Linked DNA regions of Mus musculus: all the other regions are linked to region 1. The links are chromatin loops, found by intact Hi-C in ENCODE. Cell type or tissue: left cerebral cortex. All regions are shown on one strand. Each heading gives the region's core, and the rest is flanking DNA. Links, peaks and the distances in the headings are about the cores only.

Region 1 (10,533 bases), core at 1,752-9,751:
TGGTCTTTTCTCATAAAATTGGTAACAGTTCTACACAACCACCCAGGAATACTGTTCATGGACATACACCTAAAAGATACTCCACCATATCACAATAGCACATGCTACATTATGTTCATACCAGCCATATTAGTAATACCTGGAAGCCAGATAGAACCCAGATGTCCCTCAAATGAAGAATGGGTACAGAAAAGGAGGGCAGGATCAGGTATGGGATGAAACATGAGAGAGGGCCAACAGGTGAGGAGAAAGAATGGAAATATGTAGCTTCCTAAGGTGTACTTCAGGGAATTGGGTGTCCTGGGGTACATTAGCCTTCCAGGACTCAGTGAAGGTGACCTTAACCAAAACACCTAACAGTGGGGACATGGAACCTGAAATAGCCAGGCAGATCCCCCAGTAGAGCAATAAGGACATCAATCCACCCACAAAACTTTCTACCCAGAATTTTTCCTGTCTAAAAAGAAGTGTGAAATGCGAGGACAAAGATGGAGCTGATACTGTAGGAATAGCTAACCAAAAACCGGCCCAATTTGAGAGACATCCCATAGGCAAGCACCAGTCCCTGGAGCTATTAATGGTACTCTGCTTTACTTGCATACAGGGGCCTAACAGAGCTGTTCACTGGGAGGCTCTACCCAACAGCTGACTGAAATAGATGCAGATACCCACAGCCAACATTGACCAGTGCATTGGGACTCTCATGGAAGAATTTGGGGATGGATTGAAGGCCCTGTGGTGGATAGGATTCTCACCAAAAGACCAAAGAGGTCAACTATCTGGACCCCTGGGAACTCTCCGAGACTGAGCCACAAATCAAAGAGCATGCACTGGCTGGACAGAAGCCCCTGGCACAAATAGAGTAGACATTTAACTGATTCTCCATGTGGGTCCCCCAACAATTGGAGCAGTAGTTCCTCCTAAAGCTGTAGCCTGACTCTGGAATCCTTTTTTGTTTTTTAATAAAAATATTTTAAGATATTTTATTGAGGGAATAAATGATGCTTTCAAGATTTTAACAATATTCTTATTATTTTTTATTAGATATTTCCTTTATTTACATTTCAAATGTTATCCCCTTTCCTAATTTCCCCTCTGAAAAGCTCCTATCCCTTCATGCCTCCCCCTATTTACTCACCCACCCACTCCCAATTCCTGACCCTGGCATTCCACTATACTGGGGCATAGAACCTTCCCAGGACCAAGGGCCTCTCCTCCCATTGCTGACCAACTAGGCTATCCTCTGCTACATATGCAGCTAGCACCACGAGTCCCACCATTTGTTTCTCTGATTGGTGATATAGTCCCAGGGATCTCTGGGAATATTGGTTGTTTGATACTATTTTTTCTCCTATGGGGTTGCAAAACCCTACAGCTTCTTTAGTCCTTTCTCTAACTCCTCCAGTGGGTACCCCGTGCTCAGTCCAATGGTTGGCTTCCAGCCTGTCTACAACATGGCTTTCTTCTCTGGCCCCAGTGGTAGATGAAATGGCTAATTCTGCATAGTTCTGATATAACAGGTGGGAGGATAACTAGAGGGTCCCCATCTTCTAAGAGGAGATGAGATAGAGCACAGGGATACTGGGAGTTGGGACAGAATTTAAGATGTAAATATATAAGTAAATAAGGAACTATATTCTTTCCTAAAAATTATTAATTAATTTGTAAGATAATGATAGTCTCAGTTATAACATTACATTAAAATTTTGATGTAGTGAAGAGAAGTAATGCATATTTTCTCTCATATAAAGAAGAAATATGCATTATACTTCTTCAAAAAGGAAGGTACTACCACTTAATTTTGAGTTTTACCATATATGATTATATTTTATTAAAAATATGTTCATCATATTTTTATTGACATACTATAATGAATTTATGCCATTGTATGAGTTGTTCAAATTGTAAATGGTGAGCTCTCAACATTATTCAGTGGGTACATTGTTCTTTGTGGCATACACTCTAAATATTGTGCAAAAATAATTTGCCTTTACATTTAAATTTATGAACTTTATTTTGCTTAAATTATATATAGCAGTTTGATTATATGTTGCAGGGACATTTTCAGATACATTAAAGAGAACTGGACACTAGGGTCTAATAGGATGAGTTAGTGCTCAGATATTCCCTTCCTGTGAAAGTGACAGTGGTAAAGGTTAACAAAGTCTCTTTCCTTCTAGGACAGAGGACAGAGTTAGGAACCTGAAGCAAACCACAAGATCAAAGACTACTTCATCTGAGTACTACTGCAGTGACTTGTATTAAATTAAAACAAAGAAGTAGGAAGCAGAAATAAAAGGGCTTCCAAACATTTTTCTCTCTGCTAATGGATGACTCTATGAAGAGTTCAGCAGACACTAACAGGGAAGGAATGATAGCACTGCCAATGGTCAGCTGGCCAGAAGTTCACACTATATAGCACATCAGTTACAAGAGTAAAATGACTTAAAGAAAAAAGAATATTTCTGCATTTCTGTGTAAGAAAATTTTTTAACAAGAGATCACCAAGAACATAAAGAGGAAAGAAATGATTGACCAGTGTACTGCTTATTCTCATTTAATCTGAGCATAGAATCAAGGTCCTCCTATTGACTGTCTAATAGTCGGCACGAACCAACAATTCCCTGGACATGGAGTTATTCCCCAACATTTGTAATTGTGACAAGTAGGGTCTGCAGCACTATAGAGGAACAGCAATATGAACTAACCCAGAGATCCCTGGGACTAAACCACCAATCAAAGAGAACACTTGTCTTTAGCAGTATATGTAGCAGAAGATGGCCTAGTCAACTATCAATGAGAGGAGAGGCCTTTGGTTTTGTGAAGATTCTATGCCACAGTATAGGGGAATGCCAGGGCAAGGGAGCAGGAGTGGGAGGGTTGGTGAGCAGGGTGAGGGGAGAAGATATAGGGGATTTTCAGAGAGGAAACTAGGAAAGGGGACAGCATTTAAAATGTAAATAAAGAAAATGTTTAATAAAAATTACAAAAAAATAGAAAAGAAGTTCTTACAGATAGAGTACAGGTGTTAGTATGACGTCATAGGAAATACATACACATCTAAAAGAGGACAATTGCTCTGGGTGGCACAGTGTGTTTGAAGGAAAAGATAATACATGACAAGAAACAGGATGGGCCAAAGAAAAAGAAAAGCAATGCTCTTTTAAGGAATGGTCGTCAAGATTTTTATTTAATTTATAACAAAGAGGCAAATGGTCATTGTCATTTCATGAGGACAATTCAGAACATTTTCCAGGAGATTTCAGCAACTCAGAGGGCAGAACAAGGAGGGAAGCAGGAGGAGAGGACATCACCCAATGGAGAGTCTTCTGAGCGTGTTCTCCTCCTGTACCATTTGTCTGAAGTCTTCCTCATGCAGGTCAGCAGCAGTCCCCAGACTGCTGGCTACTGCCACAGCAGCCACTGCTGCCACCACTGCTGCCACAGCAGCCACTGCTGCCACCACTGCTGCCACAGCAGCCACTGCTGCCACAGCAGCCACTGCTGCCACCACTGCTACAGCATCCAGAGCTGTGACGATGGCGACGAAGAGATCTGCGGGGTCTGTGGTGGCTCAAGCAGCAGCCTCCACCCCCAGAACTGCAGCAGCCACCAGAGCTACAGCAGCCTCCAGAGCTGGAGCCACAACAGCCCCCAGAACCCAGGCTACAGCAGGAAGACACAGGGGGGCACTTGGGAGGACATTTAGGGGGGCATTTTGGAGGGCACTTTGGGGTCTGACACTTGGGAGGGCACTTGGCAGGGGCTTGGCACTGCTGCTGGCTCTGCTGGCAGGACATCTCAGCTGTGGGTGTTCAGGAGCTGTGAGAGAATCATGGATATGTCAGACGGCAGGCACTGTGGTAACCTGATCAATGCTGGCCCCACAAAAGCATTAGTGATCATCATAGAAACAAGATTCATAGTCATTTCATTTATACTATAGTCAGAATGAAACATCCTGTTGATCTTGTATTTAAATATCAGAAATCTATGCACATGAAATACACTTATCTGGAACAACATTATGAACTAACCAGTACCCCGGAGCTCTTGACTCTAGCTGCATATGTATCAAAAGATGGCTTAGTCAGCCATCACTGGAAAGAGAGGCCCATTGGACTTGCAAACTTTATATGCCCTAGTACAGGGGAACGCCAGGGCCAAAAAGTGGGAGTGGGTGGGTAGGAGAGTGGGGGGGGGAAGGTATGGGGGACTTTTGGGATAGCATTGGAAATGTAAATGAGGGAAATACCTAATTAAAAAAAATATATATATACATACATATATATATATATATATACATTTATATATATATAAAAGAAATACACTTATCTAACTCCAGCAGCACTAAATAAATATCAGGTGACACTTAGGTTTGCTATGCTTAGTCTTCACATAAGCAAATATATGTACTATTTCAAAGATAAGTAGTTGTAAAGAGAGAGAACAATCATGAACTGAAGAATATTTAGTGTAAAGTCAGTATTTGAAACGAATTTCTAGCACATTCAGGAAATAAGCTCAGGCCATGACAGAAATATATGTAAACCCTGTTCAGATCTTGCAGGAACATTAAGACATGTTGTGAGAACGAAGGTCAGGTGCATCTAAACTAGCATCTGCCCTGGCTAAGGTTAGAAAGGTCAGTGTCATATTGGTGGTGTCCTATTGATCAGAGAAATATGTGAACAGATCCCAGAACCTGGGCTCCTTTCCCAAGCCAAACTGAGAACATGTTGGCTTTTCTTGCTCTATTTCTTCAGTGCAAAGAAGGAGAAACATTTTCATCCGAAACCAAATTTCCCCTAGTAACTTCTATAGATACACAGTTATCTATGCTGAATATACCATCCTAAGTAGTCCTAGAAATTGAAGGTATATAGTATTTGCCAGGGACAAAGTACCCAAAGCTTTTTAGAGTCTCATAATACCAAGGCTGTGGCTAGTTACCTCATCCCTCAGATTTTACCATGTTTTATGGTATATCAGTGTGTCCCTTAGGGGGAATGATCCCTCCCAGAGTCTATCCGGCTCTACTCCAGCTCCACTCTGAAGTCTCTGCCCTTACCTTCAGTAAACACTTACCAATATGAAGGGTAGCACAAGATCTGTGGGTATCTCAGCCAGTGAATGGATGGAAGCAGCCTGTCCATCGGTCCTTTTATTCTGAGCCTGGGCTCTATCCCAGCCAGTGAGACAGTGACTGGAGACAGGATGCCATGCCAAGTGATTCCCACATGATTTTGTGACAAATCATGACAAAATATTCCTCATCAGCATTCCACTTTGTGGGCAAGCAAGCTGCATCTATCTTAGGGCATTGCTTAGGCATGAAATCAGGAAGTGGATTCATAGATCCTTAAACCTGGCATTCCCACAAAATACTTCCATTGGGAAACACTTATTTCCTTATCATCCTCCAATTTTGCTTGTGGTTACTGTGATATGTGCCACTGGTGGCCCATGCTAAGATGAAAAACACCTTTAGTATCTTGAATGTCTGCTTCAATTCAAGTACTTTTAAGTTGTAAATATGTGGACACATTTTAGACATCTATAGCAATAAAACCCTGCATGATCAATCTCTCTCAGCATCAAGACATGTGGAGATGTCATTCTGAAAGTCTATTTAGCCAGTATCATTTCCCAATTAAACTATTACCACAGAATATTAATGATATTGCTTATGGGGATATGTGAAAATCAATATAATTTCAAGACATGGATAAAAATGTCTCAGAACAAAAGAACATTCTCTTATATGGTTTCTGACCGACAATGTGCAAAGTGCTAAACATGCAGTTGTTAATATGGTGCCTGAAGACATCAGTTGAAAGGTGGCTTAACAATGGAGAATGCACACTGCTCTCTTGAAGAGGGTCTAAGATTGATTCCTAGAATCTAAGTGGGGCAGCTCAGGACCAGTTGTAAATCTAGATTCACAGAATGTAATATTGTCTTTCTTAACTACAGTGTTGCAATCATACATACAAACATGCACACACAAACAAGCATGAGTATAAACACTGACCATATAAACAGCAAACACATACACAATCTTACATACATATGCACACACACACACACACATACACACACAGAAGCATATAATTAAATTATAAAAAATCTGCATCGGAAACAATAATTAAAAGCAGCTGACTCAAACAGATATAGATAGCCCCAGCCAAACAGTAGATGGCGATGGAGACTCATGGATGAAGAGGAAGAATAGCAGGCCACCTGGGCGACAGAAACTCCACAGAAAGATTGACAGAATCAACTAACCTGGACCCTTGGGCCTCTCAGAGACTGAACAACCAACCATACAATATACACAGGCTGGACCTAGGTCTTCCTGCAGATATGTAGCCCATGTCCAGATTGGTATGCCTGTGTGTTCTGAACAACTGGAACAGGGGCTATCCCGAAAACTCTTGCTTGTATGTGGGATATGTTTCTCTAGCTGTGGTGCTATTAGTGGCCTCAGTGGGAAAAGAGGCACCTAACCTTGCAGAAACTTGAAGTGTCAGGGTGGAAAGGATACACACGGGCCTCCACCCTCTCAGAAGAGGAGGATAGGAGGGAGGAAGTATTGTGTGAGGGCTGAAAGGGAGGGTCAGTTAGCATGATATAAAGTAAATGAATGAAAACTATACATCTAATTTTAAAAAGGAGATGTAGATGTTGGATAAATAATGTGTATGAAAAGTTCCCCAAACCCCCAAAGTTTTACAAACTAATATTTATTGATAATAATAAAGCGGTTGTTATTACCAGAAAGAATGGGTGACCTTATTTTTGACGGTTTCTTTGCATTTGTCTTGAAAATATTTTATATTGGATTTTTCATGAATTTACATCTAATCATCATTTAGGAATATGCTATTAAGGTCTTAAATTTTTTTTTCAAAATTGATGGATCTGTAGATGCCACCATAAATCTCTCATGAAAACCAAGATAATGTACTGGTAATGTTAGATGGCACATTACTAAGAAGAACGTTAGAAAAGAGGTTCATATGGAATGGAAAGGAAGATGTTGATGGCCTATACAAAACCCAGGAACAGTCATTTGATGTGACCTATTGTCACTCTACTCCTGCATATGAGACAAAACAGATGATAGGCCATATGCACTCCCAAGAAGAACTTTGACAAACTCATCAAAAAAGACTTGTTCAGGACTGTATGTCACTTAAGAGAAATAAAAATCTTTATTACATCAGAGTTTTTGCTAGTTCTTCTGAAACATTTTCTTACCTGCTTTAAAATTTGTTCTTATATCAATGATGTGATTTCTGGCTCTTTATGATTTTTCTGTAAAATGTACATTACAACTTTAGGTGCCTTAATAATTGTTTCCACCTTTGTTTCTTTTAATCTATGATGTTTAATATAATCAAGATGAATTTATTGAAATTTGGGGGGGGGCGTTATATTTTTTCTTATACTCCCTAATTGAACACATTTATTCTGTAGACATTTGGTGATATATAAGCCTCTGACTAGCATCTTTATTGATGTCTAAGCTTAGGAACAGATAACCCTAAAGACTTGCATCACCCTAAAGGAACTTAACCTCTGAGACAGAGTGAGGTATGTGTGGTCACATTACCTTGAAGAGTTATTCACTGTATCAACTGGGTTGACTTTCTTCTCTTGCTCAGGTTATTACAACAGCTTTAGTTACTGGAGAGGTCAGAAAATGATCCCTGATTTACCCAGTGGCAGTTATGCCAGGCTCACCTTGGGATTTCTAGGATGATGTGGCTGAGATGGCAGCTAGTCTACATTTCTGTCCCTGGGCAAGACAACACCCACGTCCAAAACAGATTTGCCTGAACATAGTTATGTATGAGTAGCATGCTTCATGGATAAAGACTAGATCCTAGCCTTGAGTGAGATCTCTGAAGACTTAAGCCTCAAGCTATTGTGAATATCATAACTAGTAAACTGTGGACAGTGTGAGGGCTTCAGTTATCATGTGTTTGCTGTGAAACACAACAAGGAGCATCAAGACTAAGAAACCCAAGGTTGCAGTTGTGGCATAGCCTGTGGTTATCCAACTGCTCTCTAATTACAGTTAGGAACTTCTCAAGGAGAGGAAAAGTATGCCTGGTACTAAAACCTAGACAACTAATTATCCAGAGCCAACGAGGTCATAAATATTTGAGGAAAATTTACCACAATCACATTACTTCAATAGTATAATCCCCAACTGTATTATAAATATCTGTCCCTATACCCCAGAGAAAAGTGTAGTCCTCATCCCCCATTAATGAAAGCCCTCATCTCATCAGAGGAACAAAGGAAAACCACAGCAATTTTAAAGGCAGATTGAGCAGATCAGTCCCAACAAATAGGTCTGTGTATCAACTTCATCAAGTAAAGGTCAACTGTCATTACCGAAGAGCAAGTGAATAAATTGTAAGGGCCAGAAGTTCAGTGAGTTGCTGTGAGAATGTGACTCCCAGTAAGAGTATAGGCTAGACATGTAAAGTCTCACCAGCATGGCTGCCTAAACATGAGCTTAACAATAACAACAACAATAAACACTACAAAGTAAACAGACGAAAGCCCTTGAGGCTCCAGCCCTACTAAAGGACTACACGCCACTAAGGAACCCTGAGAGCAGAAAATTTCTTCCTCCCTGGGGAAGAGCACATCAATAAGTTATCCAGTGCCAAATGCTTATCTATAAAAATGTACATAGAAATAACTTCATACTGACTGAGAAGGTTACATTTAGGAATGTGTTTTAATTAAATGTCTAGAACAATTACATCAAAATAAAAAGAGAGATCAAGAATTTGAAAAGGGCCAAGGAGGGAAGGATATGTGGCAGAGGATAAAGCAATAAAAGGAAATAAGAAAACAATGTAGATGTATTACAATCTCAAAATTTTAAATCAAACTGCTGCATTACATATAATATTAAAAATTACCAGAAAACTGCATAAGGACACAGTAAAATACAACTGAAAAACTCTTTCCATATTGACCTGAGACACCAACATTCTGTATCTAAAAATATTACATAAAGCACAAATTTTTTAATGGATATTATTCCTCAAAGGTAGAGGTTGGCTATCCTCATACTATCTTTGCCACTATTGCACCAATGAGCAGACTATGACATAACTCTGATGACTGTAGCTCTCTGGGTTCATAGCTGGTTAATATTTTTGAAGAGTTTTTATCCTACCCTACAGAAACTAGAATAACATGTTTTTAGACTGTTAAAGGTATCTATCAGATTGTAAATGCCCTGGTCAGTACCAATGTATTTTCCTATGCTCTGTAACAAAAATGGTTGGTGCTTTCATCAAAAGGGTCTAAATCATCAACTTGTGGTGCACAGCCCAAAACAATCACAATAGTTTATATTATTGTTGTTATCTCTGGAAAAGATTTGACCAACAACATGAGGTAAATATCTTAGCTTAGTTGTGGACATATACTACACTATTTCAGAGAATCACCATACCCCTCATAGTAATAATACACATATATGCAAATTGCCATGTGGAATTATTAATATCTATTGTTAGACTTTTTTTCTCCAACCCCTCACTGCCATCTCCTCCCAACCCTGTCACTGTTAATTTAGAAGAAGATATAGCAGGGGCTCTTGGAGGACTTAGTTGGAGGAATAAAAAGTTGAGTATTGCCAAACCCTAGGAGTCCATGGGACAAAAAAATAATCAAATAATAAAAGTTATATTAAAACATTGAAAAGGAAGCACATTAAAGCAATAGGACCACCATGGTTGGTTTGAATACATGAATACTAGGATTCTGAAACAATTCAGTAAATGCAATAGAGAATATAAATAGACTTAGGCACACAGTTGTGATACTCATCTGCAATGAGGTCAAAAAGGCTACAGAAATATGAAACATCACTCATGGCCCATGCCATGAAGGATCTAGAAAAAGAAAAAACATATCGAACATTACATACATTGTGAGATGAAATTATTTCATTAAAATATGAGAATAAGAGAAGGTTGTACATTTTCTCATATTCCCTTAAATTTTTAGCTAAAAGCCAAAGGTGGAGGAAAGGGAATGGATTCCGGCTGGAAAATGGGAAAAAATGCCACTGTAGAAATACCATAAATTGACCCTGGAAAAGGCTTATATAAAAGGTTTTACAATTTGGTATTTCAAGGTCAGAATCTTTGCTATAAGGAAAAACTGAATATACTATTAAAGAACTCAGGAAACATCCTTTTTTCCATTGTAGAAATTAAAAATCTAGGAATGCTGTGAAATAAACAAAATCAAGGAGGATAAACAGTTCTGCAATGATAATTTATGATACTGAAGAAAGGCATTGAAGATAACACTAATGAGGGGAGGACATATAGTATACATACTAGTAGAATTAATATTGTGAAAATAATTCTAAAAATTATACACTTATAAAAATATTATAGAAAGCATTCTTCAAATGCAATTCAATCCTCACCAAACACAACACAAAAGAAATTTTGACTGAAGTTAAAAAAAATAATAATAATAAAA
Region 2 (10,533 bases), core at 907-8,906, 150 kb after region 1:
ACACAATGACACTGCAGGAAGTTAGCTGGAGCACCAAGGAGTTAGCTGGAGCACCAAGGAGTTAGCTGGAGCACCAAGGAGTTAGCTGGAGCACCAAGAAGTTAGCTGGAGCATAATTGGCACAGAGAACAAGGATTCCAGGAAAGAAGCTGTTTGCAAAGGCAGATTAGCTGACTAAAATTCAGTGATTAGTAAATGTTGCAATTTACCTTGGGTTATGTTTAGCACACTAAGAAGCTGCTCTTTGCCCCACTCTGTCTCTCACTTAACATCTTATGACTAGCTCATGAAGCCAGACCTAACACACAGACAAACAGATAAAATAATTTGGAATGTATTAACTTAATAAAAGCCTAGTCTTCACAAAATTAGGAGAGTCATCACACAGCATATAAGGCCGACAGCCAAGATGCCTCTCCTTTACTGGAACCACCTACTTAGTGTTTACTCCAATAGAGTTTAAAGCTGTCTCGGTTTTTTGTTTTGTTTTGTTTTTTGTTCTTTTTGTTTTGTTTTTTATTAAGTATTTTCTTCATTTATTTGTTTTGGGGTTTTTTTGGTTTTGGTTTTTTCGATACAGGGTTTCTTTGTGTAGCCCTGGCTATCCTGGAACTCACTCTGTACACCAGGCTGTCCTCGAACTCAGAGATTTGCCTGCCTCAGCCTCCCAAATGCTGGGATTAAAGGCGTGTGCCCCCTTGTTTTTTACCACAGAAACTTCATGAAATATTTGAGCATAGAATTTAGGATAACCAAAGTCTGTGTTCCTGGGCATGGTCACTCCTATCTGGGTAGAGAAGAAGTAGAAGAATATAAAATAAAATAAATTAAAATAAAATAAAATAAAATAAAATAAAAACCTCTTACTTTCTTTGACATGAGAGCTGTGTCTTATGTTGACAGCAGTGATGCCCAGCAACAGAAAGCTTACAAACACCGCAGAGAAATTTGGCTGATGTCAGTAGAAACTGGAAAACAATATCTTCCCCTCTCCCTTTCCCCACAGAACACTGAACAGCCCACAGAGGAGGAGCTGAAGGCCTTGCGCCTGTAGGACCAATGAGCTGTCCACCTTTGTGGACAGGAGAATGGAAAACTTGTTGCTGATGTGAGAAACTAGGAGGCCATGCAGGCTTCCTCCTGGGGTTGCTGCTGAGATCAGTGGGACTTTTGGTAAGGGCTCCTATCGCCCCTCCCCTATACACTGGTGCCATAACACAGAGCTATCCCTTTAGCTCCAAAGAGCCCAGATCCAGATATGGATGCTGTACATCCCCATCGGTAGAGAGCAGGGACCCTGAAGTCTAATTCTGGAGGCCGGTGGCAGTCTCCCCCATGAGGCTGCTACTGAAGTAGTTGAAACCTGAAGCCAGGGCTCTCATGCTGCACTCTCTCACTCAGCGCTGTCAAACTAATGAGTGCATTTCAGGGGAAGCCGAGAACCGCATACCCAACCCCAGCTTACCTGTGCCAGGGACTCAATACTGAAAATGATCCATACTCCACAACACACACCGGAGACTGCTTTAGGGAGTCTGAGTTTGGAATGAAATCGCAAACCACAGCTCCTTCAAAGGCTCATTTGCTACATAAAACATTGCAGGGAGGGAAAAATTAAAACCTAGGCAAGCAAGGAAGAAATATTGACTGGTGGGTTTTTATTGCAATTATTTATTTAGGTGGCAATGCACTTATATGGGCGTCAAATGGGACCTTCTACCAAGTGGGACCCAGGAATCAAACTCAGGTCGGCAGGCTTAGTACCAAGCACCTCCCCCCATTGAGCTCTCTTACCAACTTTGTTTGTAATCTAATGGGATTTGTCTTGTGTTGTTGTTATTGCTATCTTTTAATTTTTACTTTTTTTTTTACCTTCATGATTGCAAAAAAAGAAATCTTTTTAAAGAGCTTATTTTAGTTTGTATTTTGCTTGGCCAGGTGTACGGTTGCTCTGTAGGCTTTCCACCTATTCTGCTATTATGTTCCCTCGACTTCTGACAAACGCCCTTACACTTCCCTCTCATCCCCATCACCTTTCTGATCTCACCACCCCCCCCTCTTTTTACATTAAAGCCATAAACTTGCAAAATGTGGATAATCTCTAAACTGTGGATCCCAACAGCTTCCCTAAGTCCCCTTACAGATGCTTTTCCCATCATGCTTTGTTTCTCAGTTAACCTCGTAGTAATGCCTATCTGTACCCTGTCTACTTTCTTTCTATTCCCAGTCTTAATAGATATATCCTAGTGTGCACCATTCTTACCTTCATTGAACTTCCAATAACTGCTGTCATTAAAGAGACCATCGTTTTTAACTGTCTAACATGGCATTTACTTTTCTTCTGCAGTTAATTTTTTACTTCAGTAAAAACCTGGCATCCTCAAGCAGATACTGAGGAGTTAACTTTGAAACTGTGTATTTCACTCTACCATAGCCTAGCACCACTCGACTATTGCAAATACATCAGTTGAGTGAATAAAACTGACAGAAAAATTCAATCAGTATAGTTACCCTCAGATGTGTAATCTCGATGTAATGTAAAAACATGAAAACCTAAATACCTACTCCATGATACTATCACTGAGAATGAAAGAGGACATCCCAGATAAGGAATTTTAAAGAATGGTTCAAGATGTGCTTTGTGAAGTAAAAAAAGGATAAAAATAAACTGCTGAAAGGATTCAAAGAGAATACAAACAGCTGGATGAAATAAGGAAATGATATAAAACAAGAATTTTAAAAGACATAGAAATACTGAAAAGTTAAAATTGAGAGCTGGGCCTAGACCCCTGGGCTTGACCCTTAGAGCCATAGAATGTGTCAGAGTTGACACGTGCCTGTCATTGGAGACTGAGTGGGACTAGTTTAAGGGAACAATGGGCATTTTTCTCAGAAGCTATGGTGATGAAGTAACTGGGTTTAATTCTACATCCAGGAGATTCTCAATTCATCTTCAAACAGTCACCCCTTAGTCTGAATATGAGACTTTCACATTTTAGTTTTCATCTGTGCCCCAATTTGTCTCTCTCTTCTTTGTTAACACTAAGTCTCAGGCAGCTATAGGGATCCCAACAAGACTGTAGTTCTTCTGCCCTCCCATCTGATGGTGACTAGGCAAAGAATCCAAGTGTTAGAGGAGGGCCATAATACACTAGTGTGCTCTCCATCTTCTCTTTTGCTAAGCTAGACACCAGTGATTTGAGGAATATATTGTTGCTAGTGATTATTCACACATTGAGGAGAGGCAGTGGTCCAGGTAGCAATACAGTCCTAAAAATCATGCCAAACACGGGGAAGGCAAGCTATGCAAGATAGCAAGTCCAGAGCTGACCTTAACCAGAGTCAGCAACCTTAAAAGTGATCACCTGTGATAATCAACGCAAACAAGAGTCTCAGCCTTCGTTTCAAACATTTTACCCAACTGTTGATCCCAAATATTGGAAACTCCGTTTAAAAGGTATTTGCCATTCCTTAGACTCACACATTTTCAGGTAAGTATTTCCCAACATGTCCCAACCTGTAGAATATACAAAAACGTGAGAACACCTGAGCAGCTCAGTAGAGACAGACACAAAGTTGAGGCCACTGGGGGCTCCAACCTCGGCTTGGAGTGATTAGTACCTCTCAGCTCACTCACCGATAACCCAGGTCCTGCCTCTCCCTTATGAATAGCATGCATGCCTTAGCAGTCCTGACCTCTGGGGGGTGGGGTAGGGCATTAAAAGTTACAAAGAACGCAGCTTTGGAACAGCTATTCTAACTTACTGAAATTCACAAAGATGTATAAACTCTGCATCTAGTCAAGTATTTCTTTGAGTGTCTACATTAATCTAAATATGCTATGCTTTTTAATTGCAATTTCTTTACAGAAAGTGGTTTTTATTTTTTAAAAAAATCACAAAGAGGAGGTAAAGGGGAACATCATTTCCTGAATAAGAAATCAGTGTTTTGTTATATCATGAAATAAGGGAGAAAGTACAACTCAGAAACAGGCTAAGATTCTTGGTGTGGACAAACATCAAGTCCTCTGGGACCCTGTGTGTCGTCCTGTCAACACTGGATTGAATGAGAGGAAATGGAAAGCAAGAAGCAGCAGGTTCTTGATTTAACAGTGGGTTTACAGCCCAAGCCAGCTACAGCCTCCAGAAGCCCACCTCCCCAAAGCCTTTAGTCAATAACAGACAATTCTAGGAATCCACACATTGTACTAATTGCTCTATTCCATTCTGCCCAGCAGAGGGCGCGCTAAACCTCTGGAGTTGGGACTATAGACCATCCACCCTTGGAGAGTGGAGCACATAATGAAGAGCCAAGGTACCTCCCTGCAATGCTTGAATTAATATCTAACTCAAGTCCTTTTAATACAAAAAAGATATTTTTCCATCACTGTCATCTTAAAAATATTGGAAGAAACTTTTCAACCAAAAAGTTTTACAGTAGGAAAGAGATTTTTTTACAGTAGGAAAGAAGTGGCCATAATCATGGTAGAGAAAGAGATATCATGGTGATTTTTGGCCTCAACATTTTCTGTACGTGCCTCTGCTAGCCTCTCTAGGTATCTACAAACATGCCTGTGATGTATAAATGTTCTGGGACCATTCAGCTATCTCTGCTGCAAAAGGTCAGATAATGGTAAGAAGTCAAACTGGCTATAGGACAGAAGGTGTTAGACCTCAGGTTTGGAGAACAAGGACAAAGATGTGGTTTAAAGGAAATAAAACTTCTGAGGAGGAAAAATGAAAACTTCATTTCATCTTCAGGTTTAGAACTCGGATCTTTAGGAGGGGGTTTGGCTGATGGCGCTAGGGCATCTGTGGAAAGTCACTGCAGGTGCAGGGAGGGGAGGGAAGGGGGAGTCATGGACCACAACTGATGAAGCTAATAGCACCTTTGTCACTCCTCTATCGCCATCTACTGGCGTATCTTAATGTAGACAATGTCTTAAAAAGCTCTGTACAAGCAACAGAGAAAAGGATTGCATAGACACAGAAGTTTAATAGTCAACAGAACTAGGCCATTCTCTGCTACATATGCACTAGAGCCATGAGTCCCACCCTATGTTTTCTTTGATTCCTGGTTTGGTCCCAGGGAGCTCTGGGGGTACTGGTTAGTTCATATTGTTGTCTCCTATGGGGCTGCAAACCCCTTGGGTACTTTCTCTAGCTCCTTCCTTTAGGACCCTGTGCTCTGTCCAATGGATGACTGTGAGCATCCACTTCTGAATTTGTCAGGCACTGGCAGAGCCTCTCAGGAGACAGCTATATCAGGCTCCTGTCAGCTAGCCAGGGCCAGGAAGCAGGAGTGAGTGGGCTGGGGAGCAAGGGGAGGGGGGAGGGGATAGGGGATTTTCGGAGGGGAAACTAGGAAAGAGGATAACATTTGAAATGTAAATAAAGAAAATATCTAATAAAAAAAATAGTCAAGAGAATGAGGAGCTCATAGAGAAAATAAAGTAGGACCCCCCGCCAAAGGTGCTCCGTGTGGGTCCAGGGTTTTGGTTTTGGTTTGGTTTGGGTTGGGGTTTTGTTTTGTTTTGTTTTGTTTTGTTTTGTTTTGTTTTGTTTTGTTTTGTTTTGTTTTGTTTTGAGTCAGGGTTTCTCTGTGTAGCCCTGGTTATCCTGGAACTCACTCTGTAGACCAGGCTGGCCTTGAACTCAGAAATCCACCTGCCTCTGCCTCCCAAGTGCTGGGATTAAAGGTGTGTGGCCACCAACTGCCCAGCGAGTCCAGGTATTACAAATGCAGCAGGAAGGGAGAAAATAGAGGAATAACCCGTGAAACCCCGCCAGAAGGACGCAATTGAATGCCACAGACAGGGCGGTTATATTGGAAAGCCAAGTTGGAGGCAGCAAATGCGGCTGGAAATCAGAACAAGCATTTTTCATTTCATCATCCTTTGCCTGTAACAAGGAGACACGCAATTTTGTCTGAATGTCAACGCCTTAGGTAAGATCCAGCAAGAAAGAAAAAAGTATTTACCTAGCGCACCATAGACTAAAGAATAGCTATCCTAATGGATTTTTACGTGTGTTTGGATAACAAGATGGTTGAAAAATAAATTACCTTAGCAGCTAAATAGCTCTCGTAGCACATAAGAGGGGAAAGACCTTAATTTGTAGATTTACTGAGAAAACAGGTGAGCACCTCCTCTGGCTGAGCTGCAATGTGAGGATGTTAAAGAATGGGAGCTAGAGTCTAGAGCTGTAAAGGAGTCTATGTGAGTTTCAGTGCTCTGTTTTATACATGAATGCAAGGAAGAAAGCAATGATCCAAGGAAAGTTGTTTGTGTTCAGAAAAACGTGATCAGAAACATATGTAAATAAATGTCAGTAAGCACATACTAAACATTAACACCCAGCCCTTTCCTGTCAAGGGCCATGGAAGAACAACAAATGGCTTTAGAATTCACGGAGTTAGGCCCACCCACCAGTTGGCACAACCTCAGTGGCTGTGCCTCAGAGGCAGAGCACCAAGGACCATGTGTCCTGAGGACTTCATGCTGCTGTAGAGTTTTACTCTGCTTGTTGACTTCACATCCCTCTTAATCTAAGAATTGTATGAAAACTCTAAGGCGATGATTGGTTTCTTGTACCCATTTTTGCCTTCAGCTTCATAATATGATTTAATAAAACCTGCCAATGAGCAAGTGTGAATTCTGAGGATTTAAAGTAGAAATGACGGATTGTTTCTTCTATAAAAGTTTAGATTTGCGGTTCTTGTAACCTTTTCTATAAAATTACTTTTTAAGATAAATAAGAAAAGAATTCATCCTTTCTTTGTAACCACAAATTGCTGCCTGCCAGTAAAAAATAAATAAATAAAGTGGCTGAGAAAATTGCCTTGCTTGCTTACATTTTGTTAATTATAAAACGTCGCTTAGTTTTTAATGTATGTGGGTTCTTGGGAATAATTTGGGGGTTTTCTTTACCTGTACTATGTAATCTTTCTAGAACATACTTTTTTTCATTATCATTCACTAGAAGAAAAATAGATTATAATCATAATTTTATACTACTTGAAAGATTTTGCTGTGATATATAAGCTATGAGAGACAAAATAAAGTTGTTTGGAGCCAGCTCACAGGTGTTAGCTCCATCCACCAAATGTGTGTGTGTGTATGTGTGTCTGTGAAGTTGTTGTCTAGTTTCATCCACTCAGTGTGTGTGTGTGTGTGTGTGTGTGTGTGTGTGTGTGTGATTTTCTTCCCCTTTCTCCCATCACCAGCTGCTATCAGTACCAGCCTCCAGTCTTTAACTCTACACTCCACCTCAGTTTACCCTGGCTGTCAAAGTTGCCCTTTGACGCTTTCCCAGAACATTCTCAGGACTAACTAATTTAAACACAATTGTCTCGAACATACTTTAGATTATATCTGGGGAAGCACAAAAGCAAAGCAGAATATCATACGCAGATTCAGGGTACACTGAATACAGCACTCAGCACAGCCTTTCTCCAGATTGGATCTATAGCTATGATCTGATATCCAACAAGAGTAAACACCTCTTATAAATTGTGTGTGTGTGTGTGTGTGTGTGTGTGTGTGTGTGTGAAAGGAGGCACCAAATCACACCCAAGAACAAAATGAACCAGAGATAAAAGTCTTCTGCCTCCCCTGGAGCTTCTCTCAGGGCTCGCTAAGGCATTGTTCACCATGTGCCATTCTTTTTAGAGTGCTGACAATACAGAGTTGTATTTTATGTTTCATATTATGCCAAGTAATTAGGCTTTGTATGTTGGATATTTTTAACATTAAAAAAAGATTAGGGTCTTTTCTAAGTCCTATATAAAATGTTCATATTTTGTTCCAATAGCCAATCAATTGGATTAATAAACCTTTCAAGTTCCAGCCCATATCGGTCAAATATTCAACATGTTTGAAGCACTCTCCTAATCTATCAAGAGAGTAACAACTACTGTGAGCCTGAGAATGGAAAACAGAATGAAAATTATCAGACCCCTGGTATGGGCAACCCAGTGTTAACCTCTGAAGCTGATAAACAACTTATGGAATCTTTTTTCTTAAGTACTCCCTCCAATACTTTCTGGTTCTGTGGAACTAAACTTCATGGTTAGCTGATGCCCTTGAACCCCACTGCCATGTACATGATCAGACTGAAGAAGTGGGAGAACAGGAAAAGGGCAGAGAAAACAGGCCACATTATTCTGGACCACAGTCCCACCAAATAGAGAAGGTTTCCCTCTCACAGTTCTGGCTCTCACCAGCCCACTGGCGACCCATGCAACTGCTGCAACCAGAACTCTCTAATAAATGGACTGTGAAAGAACAGCTGAGGGTACTGGTTAGTTCATATTGTTCCACCTATAGGATTGCAGACCCCTTCAGCTCACAGGGTACTTTCTCTAGCTCCTTCATTGGGGCCCCTGTGTTCCATCCTATAGATGACTGTGAGCATCCACTTCTGTATTTGCCAGGCACTGGCATAGCCTCACTCGAGACAGCTATATCAGGGTCCTTTCAGCAAAATCTTGCTGGCATATGCAATAGTGTCTGGGTTTGGTGGCTGATTGCATATGTAGCAGAAGATGGCCTAGTCAGCCATCATTGGGAAGAGAGGCCCCTTGGTTTTGCAAACTTTATATGCCCCAGTACAGGGGAATGCCAGGGCCAAGAAGTGGGAGTGGGTGGGTAGGGGAGCATGGCAAGGGGAGGGAATAGGGAACTTTTGGGATAGCATATCAAATGTAAATAAAGAAAATTTCTAATAAAAAAATGAAAAAAAAAAAAAAAAAAAAAAAACAGCGGAGGTTCCAGCTTTTAGCGCTGTCACCCAAAACTAACACTAGGTGGCGCTTACTGAAGCTCTCTGAGCAGGGCAAGGCACATTGACAGATCTTCCAGCTGCATTGAGGAAAAAGCTAGGAAAATGCCAGAGCAAAAGGTTACCTCACCACCATCCCAAGTCTACTTTGAATCCTCAAAGTGTGTTCTGGCTGTTGCTTTTAGTATCAGGAGTAAAATATTGATAAACGAGAATGTATTTCATAGAATATATGATGAGTTTAACCTTACATTGGTGTTCATACTAATATTTCTGCTAGTAAAATATTAGAATATTTTACTATTTTTACATGTTTTGACACTAAACCAGTGAGTTTCTGATTTCCTGCTGAGTAGTAACTATTATGACTGGAGATAGTTATGATGAGAAAGTTCAAGAATATTTATATATAGTAACATACACTATATAATCATATAATATATATTTATATGTGTGTATGTATGATGAGCCCTTCTTTTTTTTAAACTCCAATTATATTTTATTCATGAGTTACATGAATTGTACATTTCTTTTCTTATGGGGTGGACAGGATAAACAACATTTTTAATTTTTTTTCCATTTTTTTATTAGGTATTTAGCTCATTTACATTTCCAATGCTATACCAAAAGTCCCCCATACCCACTCACCCCCACTCCCCTACCCACCCACTCCCCCTTTTTGGCCCTAGCGTTCCCCTGTACTGGGGCATATAAAGTTTGCAAATCCAATGGGCCTCTCTTTCCAGTGATGGCCGACTAGGCCATCTTTTGATACATATGCAGCTAGAGTCAAGAGCTCCCGGGTACTGGTTAGTTCATATTGTTGTTCCACCTATAGGGTTGCAGTTCCCTTTAGCTCCTTGGGTGCTTTCTCTAGCTCCTCCATTGGGGGCCCTGTGATCCATTCAATAGCTGACTGTGAGCATCCACTTCTGTGTTTGCTAGGCCCCGGCATAGTCTCACAAAAGACATCTATATCTGGGTCCTTTCAGCTAAATCTTGCTAGTGTATGCAATGGTGTCAGAGTTTGGAAGCTGATCATGGGATGGATCTCTGGATATGGCAATCACTAGATGGTCCATCCTTTCGTCACACTTCCAAATTTTGTCTCTGTAACTCCTTCCATGGGTGTTTTGTTTCCTATTCTAAGAAGGGGCAAAGTATCCACACTTTTGTCTTCGTTCTCTTGAGTTTAATGTGTTTATCAAATTGTATCTTATATCTTGGGTATCCTAAGTTTCTGGGCTAATATCCACTTATCAGTGAGTACATATTGTGAGAGTTCCTTTGTGATTGGGTTACCTCACTCAGGATGCCACTCAGGATGCCCTCCAGGTCCATCCATTTGCCTAGGAATTTCATAAATTCATTCTTTTTAATAGCTGAGTAGTACTCCATTGTGTAAATGTACCACATTTTCTGTATCCATTCCTCTGTTGAGGGGCATCTGGGTTCTTTCCAGCTTTATAAAATCCAAGCTCAAAACCTATTACAACTCGTCAGGTAAGTACTTCCAGAATCTCTGTCCTCTATGCAAATAGAAATTATTAACTTCTTTTTGGGTCCTCTATGCAAATAGAAATTATTAACTTCTTTTTGGGTTATAAACAATAAGTGGAAATTCAGAAACTCAAGGCAAGTTTATCTCTGTGGGAACTAAAAAGGGGGGCCCAGAGGAGAAGGGGGAACCCACATCCCACCAGAGTTTTACCTATTCTCTGGTCTGTCGGACGTGGGAGAGCTGCCATACACC
Region 3 (10,533 bases), core at 1,711-9,710, 250 kb after region 1:
GAAGTCATGTGTTTGACAGACTAAGTCAGTAGACACTCAACAGAAGCTTCTCCCTATGTTTCTATCCTACTCTTCTAGGTCCAGTTCCTGCCGAGATGTCCTGCCAGCAGAGCCAGAAGCAGTGCCAGCCTCCTCCCAAGTGCCCTTCCCCAAAGTGCTCCCCAAAGTGCCCCCCAAAGAGCACAACACAGTGTCTGCCTGCAGCCTCTTCCTGCTGTGCTACAAGCTCTGGGGGCTGCAGTCTCCCCAGCTCTGAGGGAGGCTGCTGCCTGAGCCACCACAGGCGCAGGTCCCACAGATGCAGGCGCAGGAGCTCCAGTTCCTGTGACCGTGGCAGTGGTCAGCAGTCTGGGGGCTCAGGCTGTGGCCACAGCTCTGGGGGCTGCTGCTGACCCAGACAGTGCAATTGGGAAAGAAACACTATCAAAAACGAGTCTATAAACCTCAAATGTTCAGTCCTCTTTCCCAGTTTCTCTGTCTTCTTTAAGTGCTGAGATGTTTCCCAAGAGAGCTCAGATCTCTCCTGGCTCTTCCTGTTCTCCTCAAGATCCTGTACCTTGATATCTTGAGAGCTTTTGATAACTGCCTGGGTGGTTATCATCCTGTACTTGACCCTGTGGAAAGTAAAGAATGTGTTTCTCAACAGCACTGTGTGTCTCATGTCTGTCTCTGTGTGTATCTCCTCCTGCTCTGTTCCTCTAGTCAGTACTATTTAGCATGTAGAGTAGATGATGCCTCCACAGAAGAGCAGCATGGTGGGCTTAGGGGCAGGGGAGGGCGTTGCATCAGTAAGAGGCTACTGGCTTTGATTCCTGTGGGAGACTTGACTAACCTGTAACATGTGTGGTAAGTGCTCTGACTGGTACCCAGATTCAACTAGAAGACAAAGACAGGAAATGGGTAGTCCAGGGAAGCAAAAACTAACAGATAGGTAGCCAAGAGTAAGGAAGTAAAGGAAAGCTATGGAAAGGCTGTAAATAGTTTCTCCAATAATATCTGAGGGCACCACTGAGAGCTAATGCTGAAGAGGTTATGAACACTAGGAGAAAGCAGAGCTCGGTTTTGATTTAAAAGAAAAGAAAAAAATGGTAAACTTATGGAAAGAAAATTTGGGAGAAAAAAATCCTGGTTTTATAAGTGAATACTAACTTTAAATAAAATATTTGCTTAGCATTTGGAATAAATGAGTTAGAAAAACTAAAGAAAAAGTGAGAGTTAGTTATCCTGATTCTGTGACATAATTTCTCAATTATTCTATGAAACGGGTACTCCTATTGTGTCAAATAAGGCAAATTATCATCACAGCTTATCATAATTCACCAAAACTTACAGCAGCCAGGCTAAAACCACTGTGCTTTCTGGGTTTGCTTCAAACCAAAGAAAAGAATCCTTTCTAAATTACCAACTCATGTAAGTTATGGGTTCATTAGGACGCTGCCAGGAAAGAATGGTGCAATTCCAGACTTTACATAGAAACACGGTCAGCTGACCATGCCACTTCATCTTGTACCTAAGACATTAGTTTTGTTGTGAACCCAAAGTGATGTCCTATACTGACTGGAAATGATTGGTATGATGGTGAAGCAATATGCTAATCTAAAGCCCAGGATATGCCTTAAAATAATTCTAAGAAAGCAAAATATATCTTAGAAATCTCTTCCAAGAATGAAAAATGAGAGCTCAGAATGGTGCGAGTGAAGCCATACCCACAGCAGCTGTTCTCACACTACTGTGTGGAGTGTTGCGCTGGACTCTAATGCCAATCCATAACCATAAACTTAATTCTTAGAAGACAAAAAAATAATACTTATTCATAGTAAATGAGTAAATCGAGTTGTAATGTTGACTATCATTAATGTTTAGGTTAAATTACCAATTTGCTTAGTTATTATCCTTGCATATTAATGTAGATAAAAATTATTCTGACTTCTCATTTGAATATCAACATTTTCTTAAGTAACTAAATAGTATATCTCAAAATTTAATTAATTGCTTTTAGAATTATGTGGACTATCATTTGAGCACATTTACATAAACTTTCTGTTGATGTAAGGGTTCATTGAGATTCATCTTCCAACTTCTGTTGAACACTTAAGCAACTACTTGACCATAAAAAGTTAATACCAAGTGAAGCAAACCACTTGCAACAAGTCAAACATTATACAAGTCCACTTCATAGGAGGCCCCTTCTGCAGCAAATCTGAAAAGATAAAAATGGAGCAACATTTCCAGGGGTTTGGGAGAGAGATGGGATCATTTGATGGGCACAGAATTTCTTTGAAGGATGACAAAAGGCCATGGAAATGGATAGTAATTATTGCACACAATTGAGAATTATTCAACAAAACTGACTCAGAAGGCTCTATCATGTACCTCTTAACACAAGAATAACACTGTGCAATGACATGTGAATCTGTAGGATTAAAAATATTTTTAAAGTTATTAGGAAGTGTCAGTATTCTCAAATTTCAAATGTTTCCCCTTCAGCTTTCATAGACACCAAGTTCCTTTGACTTTAAAGACATAAAGGTATAAAAACAGCCTATAATGAGGGTATATGTTACATCTTTTCTCAAATATACAGCCTGGACCAGCTGGTTCACACAATAATTTGAAAGCAAAATGTAGTGGAACTCATAGTATAACAGATTTTGCATACATATAGACAGGCTATTTGTTACACTATCATGTGAGAAATATTTGAGTAGTAGTACTCACCCTGTGACAAGAATGTTGAATCATAACTCAGAGAGAAAGAGAGAGAGAGGGAGAGAGAGAGGGAGAGAGAGAGGGAGAGAGAGAGAGAGAGAGAGAGAGAGAGAGAGAGAGAGAGAGAGAGAGAGAGAGAATGGAAGAATGGAAGAATGGAAAAATTTGACTTTAAAGTAAAAAAAAGTTTCTTGTATAATCCATGAGAGTTTTCAAGGCTTAACTATGCAATTAATTGTGATTTGTGGACTCACACACAGGAATAATGGCAGATTTATATAAGGATACATTATCTCCTGTTTACTTCTCGAGGCATTTGTGATTGCATATGAGTAGTCATCTGGAAACATCCAGCCCATAGGCAGAATAATTGGAAGATACTGTCTAGTGGGAACTATGGGTTGAGTCTTAAAAGTTTACCAGGACCTCAAGAGCTCACTTAGAAAATAAGATCAGGATTCCAAATATTAGTAAATCTATTTTAGGTGAAAAATGGGGCCAGATCGGTGTGCTGGATAATTTTATGTCATCTTGACACAGCCTAGAGTCATCCTAGAAGAGGAAACCTCATTTAGGAAACTCCTCCACTAGACTGGCTTGTGGACACATTTGTGGTGCATTTTCTTGATTGATGACTGATGTTGTTTGGCCAGCACAACTCTCTGTGGGCAGTGCCACCCATGTACTGGAGTTCCTAAGCACCATAATAATGCAAGCTAAGAAATCTAATAAGCAACATTTCTCTATGGCCTCTTCCTCAGCTCCTGACTCTGGGTTCCTTCCCTGGTTGAGTTCTTGCCCTGACATCCCTCAGTGGTGGACTAAAAACTATAAGATGAATAGATCCTTTCTTTCCTTAGTTTCTTTTGGCTACAGTGTTTTATTGAAGCAATAAAAAATCCTAAGTAAGACAGTCAGTAAAATCCAGACCTGGCAGTGAATAAGGGCTCAGGAGACCTGAAGGGATGCATGTATGCTCTAGCTCAAGCAGTGAGGTGATAGAGGCAGAGAAATAGATCTGGTACAGGCCTGTTTCCACAACAGCCAGAACAGCTTAGCACAAGCATGGGATCACATTCCTAACGGGAGACTGATTTTTTCACCCCCTCATTACATCCCCATACTCATGTTTTCACTGGTGGCAGGGCAGGGAGACATATCTCAACCCATAACTTGGAAGTACATAGTTTATTTCATGTTGCAACATTTACGTTTTTAAAAAGTGGAGGGTACTTCTACAGATTTTCATAAGTTTACTAGATAAGTAAAATCATGACTGACAACAGTAATGTCAGCTTTCTCAAATGCTGGTATTTTAATATGTGCATATATATGACATGTGTGTGTGCTTTAAAATACCTTTAACATAATTTTTAACATAATTTTTGGAGGTGCTGTATTTCAAGAAGAAATAGACCCCTAGTACTGCAATAAAGCAGAATAAGAAAATATATAGCTTAAATAGGCCCACTTTCTATAGGTCTCTCTTCATTTTAGTTATTTTGCACAGTTGAGGAAATCTAAGATAAAATACTAAATAATATATGTATGATTTTGGTGATAGTGGTAAAATAAACAAGTCAATGCCAACTTAATTTTTACCCTTGGGTTTGTCAAGAACAAGCACAGCATTTCAGTGGCTTGGAAGGATTTGACAACGCTAGGAGAGCAGCAGTGTCATGGTCTTGAGGCAAGGTGGCACCACTGAAAAGTGACAGCCAATGGGTGTCAGCAGTAGTGGCCCCACTAGCATCCGGATCCAGGCATCCCTCTGACCCTGTCAGCAGTACCCAAGGACTCAATGGTGTTATCAGAAGGACTATATCACTCACTGTGGAGCGTCTGATAAAGTTGCTGTCATCCTTCATGATGACACTGAAGACAGTTTCATGAACAATATGGGCATTTATGTCTAAGAAGCAAAATTTGAATAATAACTTCATTACATACAGTCAATCACCATTCATATTTGCAGTAATCTCCCTCCATTAGATAACCCAGTTTATATAAATTATTTCTATTGCTCTACAATTTCCAAGTCTCTTAAAACGGAATATATAGCCACCTAGATAGTCATAAAGTGTTCCTTACATTTGTTTTAATTTTTCCAGTGCTATCGTCTTAGCACAGTCTTAATGTTTTATTTTTTACTTTATCTTAAACATCTTGGAAGTACTTTGTTTTCTTGAAATCACTTCACTGCTGTCTCCCTCCTCTAGGTCCTTCTGACTTCACAATTATATAAGACCACACTGTGGCAAGTTTCAAAGTTGAGATCTCTCTCTCTCTCTCTCTCTCTCTCTCTCTCTCTCTCTCTCTCTCTCTCTGTGTGTGTGTGTGTGTGTGTGTGTGTGTGTATATCTGTGTGTCTGTGTCTCTGTGTGTGTCTGTGTGTGCATATGGGCATACATCCACATATATACACAAATATTGTATATTTGAGTTTATTCAGTAATTCATATACATCATTGGAAAATCAAAATAGGTACAGCACAGCTTAGGAATATCTGGACTCCCCATACCTGTCCTTCTGATTAAGCTACTACTCTTTCTAAAATCCATGGTCCATTGTGTTCTCTGACTTCCCAGGTGGTCCTACTCTGACCTTGCCTTACAGTTTTATCTCTTCCTCAAGAACCCTTGTTACATCTAAAATCCCATTAGTTATACCTGGGTGTCCAGCTTCAGCCAGTTGCCCTTGTATGGAGATGGGTTAAACACCTCTGTTTCTGACAAGTACTGTTGACGAAGACAAAGATTTTACCTGGTCCACCATTCCCAACAATAGCAAGTAACAGTATTAGGATTTGTCATTCCTTAGGCTCACTGTCACCCAAAAGCTCTGACCTAAGACATGATGTCTTACTCATGTATCTTACATAGTTCGCCATATTGGATCCTACATACTTGGGTGCTTGGTCTGCCTCACTGCTCTTTCAGTCCCTCAAGAAAAGAATTTGTATTTTGTTCATTTGTGAGTCCTTTTCTCTCAGGAAACCCAGTGTTTCAAAAGGCAAGATAAGTGGCTATAGGGTAAGTGGATACGTGAATTAATCAAACAAAGAATTAGCATACCTACCCTGCAGTACTGACACCAGAAGAGAACTTTCTAAACCTCTTCTAAAATCCCTTGACACCCGTCCAGAGAGAAGCAGGGAACTTGGATCTGGAAAGAAAGAAATGGAAAAGCTGCCCCCTTACCGAAAAAAATCTTCAGCTCACCCTGCTGACTCCTCCAACTCACCATCTGGCAGTGAGCTTGGGGCCTGAGAGAGGATCGCTTTGGGATATACACCAAGTCAGCCCAAGGGTCTCTTATCACTTATGCTGGTGCATTTTCCCCTGGCTTCTCTATTCAGCAGCAGCCACAGTGCAGAAGCCTTGGCGCAGAGCCACCTAGCGGCCACTTGAAGCCAGTGTTCCTCGATCCTCTGGAAAAGGCTCCTGAGAAGTCCTAGCCGGTCGGTCCACTAGGTACACACCACCAGGGCGTGAAAATTAGTAATTAGTGGAACAAGAGGGTTTTCTTTTCTTTTTGAGGGGTAGGGGTGTTTGTTTGTTTTAGTTTTTAGAGAAATGGACATAAAAGCTGAGTAAAGTATTTATAGCGTATATTCAGCAATATTATGACTAGACGGCCTATACTTAACAAGGACCAAAATCTCCTAAAACATTAAGGAGCACAAGATAATTTTTTATAAAACTGTTAAAAGACAAAGGCAATACACAAAAGAACTATAGATGGCCTTAAAACAAACAAACATACAAACAAACCTATAAGCTATAAGGTAGGAGGCTCCAGTGGGGAGGGGGTGTGGGGGGAGGAGGGAGGGTCCCAGGAGAGAGTAACTTTTTGCTTCCAGGTTGTCTCAGGAAACAGACCTAGACAGAAAGACTTTTTAGGCTCAACATTAACAAAACAAAACAAAACAAAACAAAACAAAACAAAACAAAATGGCTTTCACCTACGCTTAGCTCTTTCAGTAGTGTAGATAGAGTAATGAAGACTGAAGCATGAGTAGGCTGGTGTGCTCACAGCAGTGGTGTCAGGGTCCAAAAACCTTAAGAAGTCATGCCATTGGACAGACTGATTAACTACTAGGGCGAAATCACTGAAGTTACTACTATAGTAGTAGTCGTAGTAGTAATAGTAGCAGCAGCAGCAGCATTTTAAATGTATGTGCCATTTTTTTAGACTTGTAGGAATTAAAACCTGCCTAGATGCCTGCCTGCCTGCCTGTCTACGCAATAACATCCAGAAAATAGTCCAGAAAAAAAGGGGAAAGGAGAGAGGAACAAAGGGGCAGAGGAGAAGGGATAAAGGGAAAAGAGAAGGGTAAGAAAGAGGGGGGGTAAGGGAAAAAAAGGAAAAGAGAAAAAGAAGGGTGTGGGAGAGCCAAGGGAAGGAAAGCATAGTAGAGGAATAAGGAAAGGAGCGGGAGAAAAAAAGAGAAGGAAAAGAATGGAGACAGGGAGGAGAAAGAGGACAGAAATTTGGGAGCTGGATGGGGGAAGCTCCAGAGGGAGGGGGGAGGAAGGAGGAGAGGGGAGGAAGGGAGGGGAGGGAGGGAGGGGAGGGAGGGTCCCAGGAGAGATTGACATTTTGCTTCCAGGTTGTCTCAGGAGGCAGACCTAAGCAGAAGGTGACTGAAGTGTATGTAGACTTTAAAAGAATTTGACTGGCATGATCAGTTCAGCATCTCTTCTAATCAACCTGGGGAACTGAGGGAATTTTGAGGAACCCCTTTGGTGGGGAGCCCCTTTGATGAGGAACCCCTTCAGTAATCAGTAGTGTCCTAGGAATCTAACGTCCTTGAATGTACACTTCCCCTGTTAAAATTTTTTATCAAGGAAGATAGGGCTTCTGTCTAGTTGCCAATACCATTTTAAATTAAATTAAATTGGAAAGGGAAAAATTACAAGCCTGTTCTCATTTTAAACTTGGGGAACATTTCACCAATTTTTACTCTTAAAAGGTCCAAAATGACAACTAAGACTTTAGGAAACCACAATTGCTCCCTGAACTGTTTTTCATTGATGTCAGGACCACTTTCCTCATGTGGATCATCCCCGCACTTGGCTCAGGAGTTGCTCAACATCTTTGTATCCCTCAGCTCTTCATCATACTGGTGTTAGCAGGAAGTGACAACACACACCTGTGTGGTCACACATTTTTGTCTGTATACTCAGCAGTACGTGGAGTCCAAAAATAGCTCTCATAGTTATTTTGTGTATCCTAGAGTGGGCGTGATCTTCGGTGAAGCAAGAAGGTAGTTGAAATGAGGCACCTATCTAACATTAAGTGTAAGCTAATGTCTCCTCCTCTTGACATCCCTAGAGCAGTCTGTGGAGGGCAGTGTGAGGCAGGGAAGCTAGGCTCAAACTGGGCAGTACTACTTCCTCCATAATTATAATTATTGCTTGCCTGCCTAAATAAAAGGGTTAGAAATAAAATAATAATAATGACCAAAAAAATGAACTAGACCTCATTAAAAATAACTACAGAACAAAGCAGAGTCAAGAGAAGAAATTAGACCTTTGAGTGTGCCTTTTCTGTTGGTTATATACATAAACAAAAATAAAATTGTTAAGCTCCCTAAATGCCAATACCAAACTAAAACAGCTGGTTTTAGCCAGTGTTATATCAAGTTGATACAAAGGAAATAATATTATCTCGAGCAACTTTAAGCTATTTGTACTATACATCTTTAAAGAACCAAATACGTTTCAGAGAAAATGTATGAAGTATTGAATGATAATGATAATAATAATAATAATAATAATAATAATATCATTTAGAAAATAATACAGATTTACTGTAGAGTTTGTTTTAAAATATCAAATTTTTCAAAATAATAAGATATAAGAAGGGAACCCAATAAGTTAATTACATATTCTGAAACACTAAATTTAAATTAGAAATGGTATAAATTGGTATTATAATTAATAATTTTCTCCTTAAAATATAATTATAGCTGTTCACGGAAAAGGTCTAGCAATACTCTTTTTAAAAAAAAAAGTTCATTTTGCATCCATGGCAGCTACATTGAGGTCTCCAAATGCTACTTCCCACTAAAAAAAACAAAACAAAACAAACAAACAAACAAACAAAAACAGTAGTGATCCTTGGAGAAATGCTTGTCTAGTTCTGAGGCTAGTAGTATGATGAACTATCATGCTGTATCAGAAAGCAGGGATGCTGTGGGAGCCTAATGAGGTTCTGGCAGAACCACACAGGAGGCCATTTTAAAGGACTCCCACTGGGTGAAAAATAAGACAAATATCCCACACCTAATCAATGCACACCAAAACAGAGACCTGGAAATAGTAGAGATCTTTTAAAGTTACTTTTAGAAATTGACGATCTGTCAACTAGTTGCCCTCAAAATTGGACACACCAAAAACTTAATAGGTATTACGATGTTTTCTGTGTAATTGTGGTTCAGGCTATAAAATTGTTCGAGAGAAAGTCCTTTAACAATTCCAGGTAATAGGTGAGAAATGAGTGGCAGAAAAGCTCCATGTATAAATCTGTAATGTAATAACTTCTCAAGTACTAATCACCGAGAAGCACTTATGCTATTAAGTGAAAGGTTTCTGGGCAGCTTTAAGATGAATAAATGACTGGTACTGCCAACATCCAAGTCTACAGATAGGTCTCAGGTAACATCCCTCAAGTGGGGCAGGGCATATCAGACTGTGCAAGTCTTCTGTGTAGTTCAATAACAAGCATGTACAATCACACCAGTTTCATCCTTGCCAGAAATATATTTGAACCTGAATTTAACTTAAGCTTCTATATATAATTACTAGTTTTCAAGCATCAATGGGGAATGTAGGGACATCGCACAAAGGAGAAATGGCACCAAAAAGGATTAATTAGCCTAACTCAAAATCTGAATGATTCTTTAAGTCAAGTAAGCTACTTCTATACAGAGTAAATGATGTGGTAGAAAAATGTCTGAGCACACTATAGAAACACAGCAACTGAAGGTGTAGCTCAATTTGCACTGAGAATCAAACAAGCCACTCTTAAGCCACACTTTTAAGATTATTGCAAAAACATGAGCACAAATTATTTTGTGTTACTGAACTATTGCTTTTTTTTATTCTGCCAGGAATAGCAATGACAAGCAAGTTATTCAAAATGTCATCTATTAGAGACATATACTTCAGTATTGGAAGGTGACAAAAGATGTTACTCTGGACTTTGTTTTAAAATAGTCAAAGGGGAAAAATCACTGTAGAGATCCAGAGGGTAGGAAAAAACACAGGCAGAGTAACTGAGGGCTCATTGTCCTGTTCTCTCTCCTTGTTCAGATGTGAAGCTTTTAGCTGAATTAATTAATTAGCTAATTAATTAGAAATGATTACCACATTAAGTTAGCCTGTGAAAGCTCGTCTTAAAGTGCCAGGATCTGTACATAGAAGGGACAATTTTGTCATGGGCAGACAGGGAGCAGATGGTGCCAAGATGGTTCAGAGCATAGCGGGAGGGTCAAAGGGTGGATGCCAGGCTAAGCATAGGGCCCAGCACTGGCCAGCATGCCAGGCAGCCAACCCTCCCACATGGTGCGAGTTTGCCTAATCCCCAGTGTGGCGTTCCACCTCTGAAGGTCCCATCTGAGGCTTATGCTTCAGTCTATGCACAGTCTGCCACCCCTGCCTAAATTACAGGCTGGACCCTGTCACTCTCTATCTCTTTACTGTTGTATTTTCTTCAGTGTTTGTGGTTTTCTTATTTGTAATCTGATTATATTTATTTTCTGTCTCTATCCTTAGCAGAAGTCAACAGGAAATGTGTTCCCTTTTTCTTCGGCCCCT

What was found. Peaks named below come from ENCODE experiments on the same cell type or tissue, not always from the same donor. Only the 100,000 strongest peaks of a DNase experiment are listed, where the experiment ranks them.
Region 2: a loop joins it to region 1, with 7 times the contacts of the local background. A loop is called at or near these places in 3 of 42 quality-filtered maps.
Region 3: a loop joins it to region 1, with 2.5 times the contacts of the local background. A loop is called at or near these places in 2 of 42 quality-filtered maps.

Annotation. Positions count from the first base shown.
Region 1 is chr3:92,747,200-92,757,732 of GRCm38, forward strand. Lce1g (late cornified envelope 1G) reads right to left here and starts at 5,139. Exons shown (of 2, transcript NM_025413.2): 1 at 5,089-5,139; 2 at 2,952-3,822. The coding sequence starts at 3,800. The coding sequence ends at 3,381. In left cerebral cortex, for the core only: a CTCF peak has its summit at 6,183 (motif pointing right); a DNase peak (open chromatin) is centred at 6,213.
Region 2 is chr3:92,898,949-92,909,481 of GRCm38, forward strand. No RefSeq gene overlaps it. Among named protein-coding and RNA genes, the nearest start is that of Lce3a, 22 kb to the right of the region's middle. In left cerebral cortex, for the core only: CTCF peaks have their summits at 4,234 (motif pointing right), 4,911 (motif pointing left) and 8,803 (motif pointing right); DNase peaks (open chromatin) are centred at 4,232, 4,922 and 8,826.
Region 3 is chr3:92,992,779-93,003,311 of GRCm38, forward strand. Lce3f (late cornified envelope 3F) reads left to right here. Exons shown (of 2, transcript NM_001018079.2): 2 at 79-648. The coding sequence starts at 96. The coding sequence ends at 392. Among named protein-coding and RNA genes, the nearest start is that of Lce3f, 5.8 kb to the left of the region's middle. In left cerebral cortex, for the core only: a CTCF peak has its summit at 6,106 (motif pointing left); a DNase peak (open chromatin) is centred at 6,102.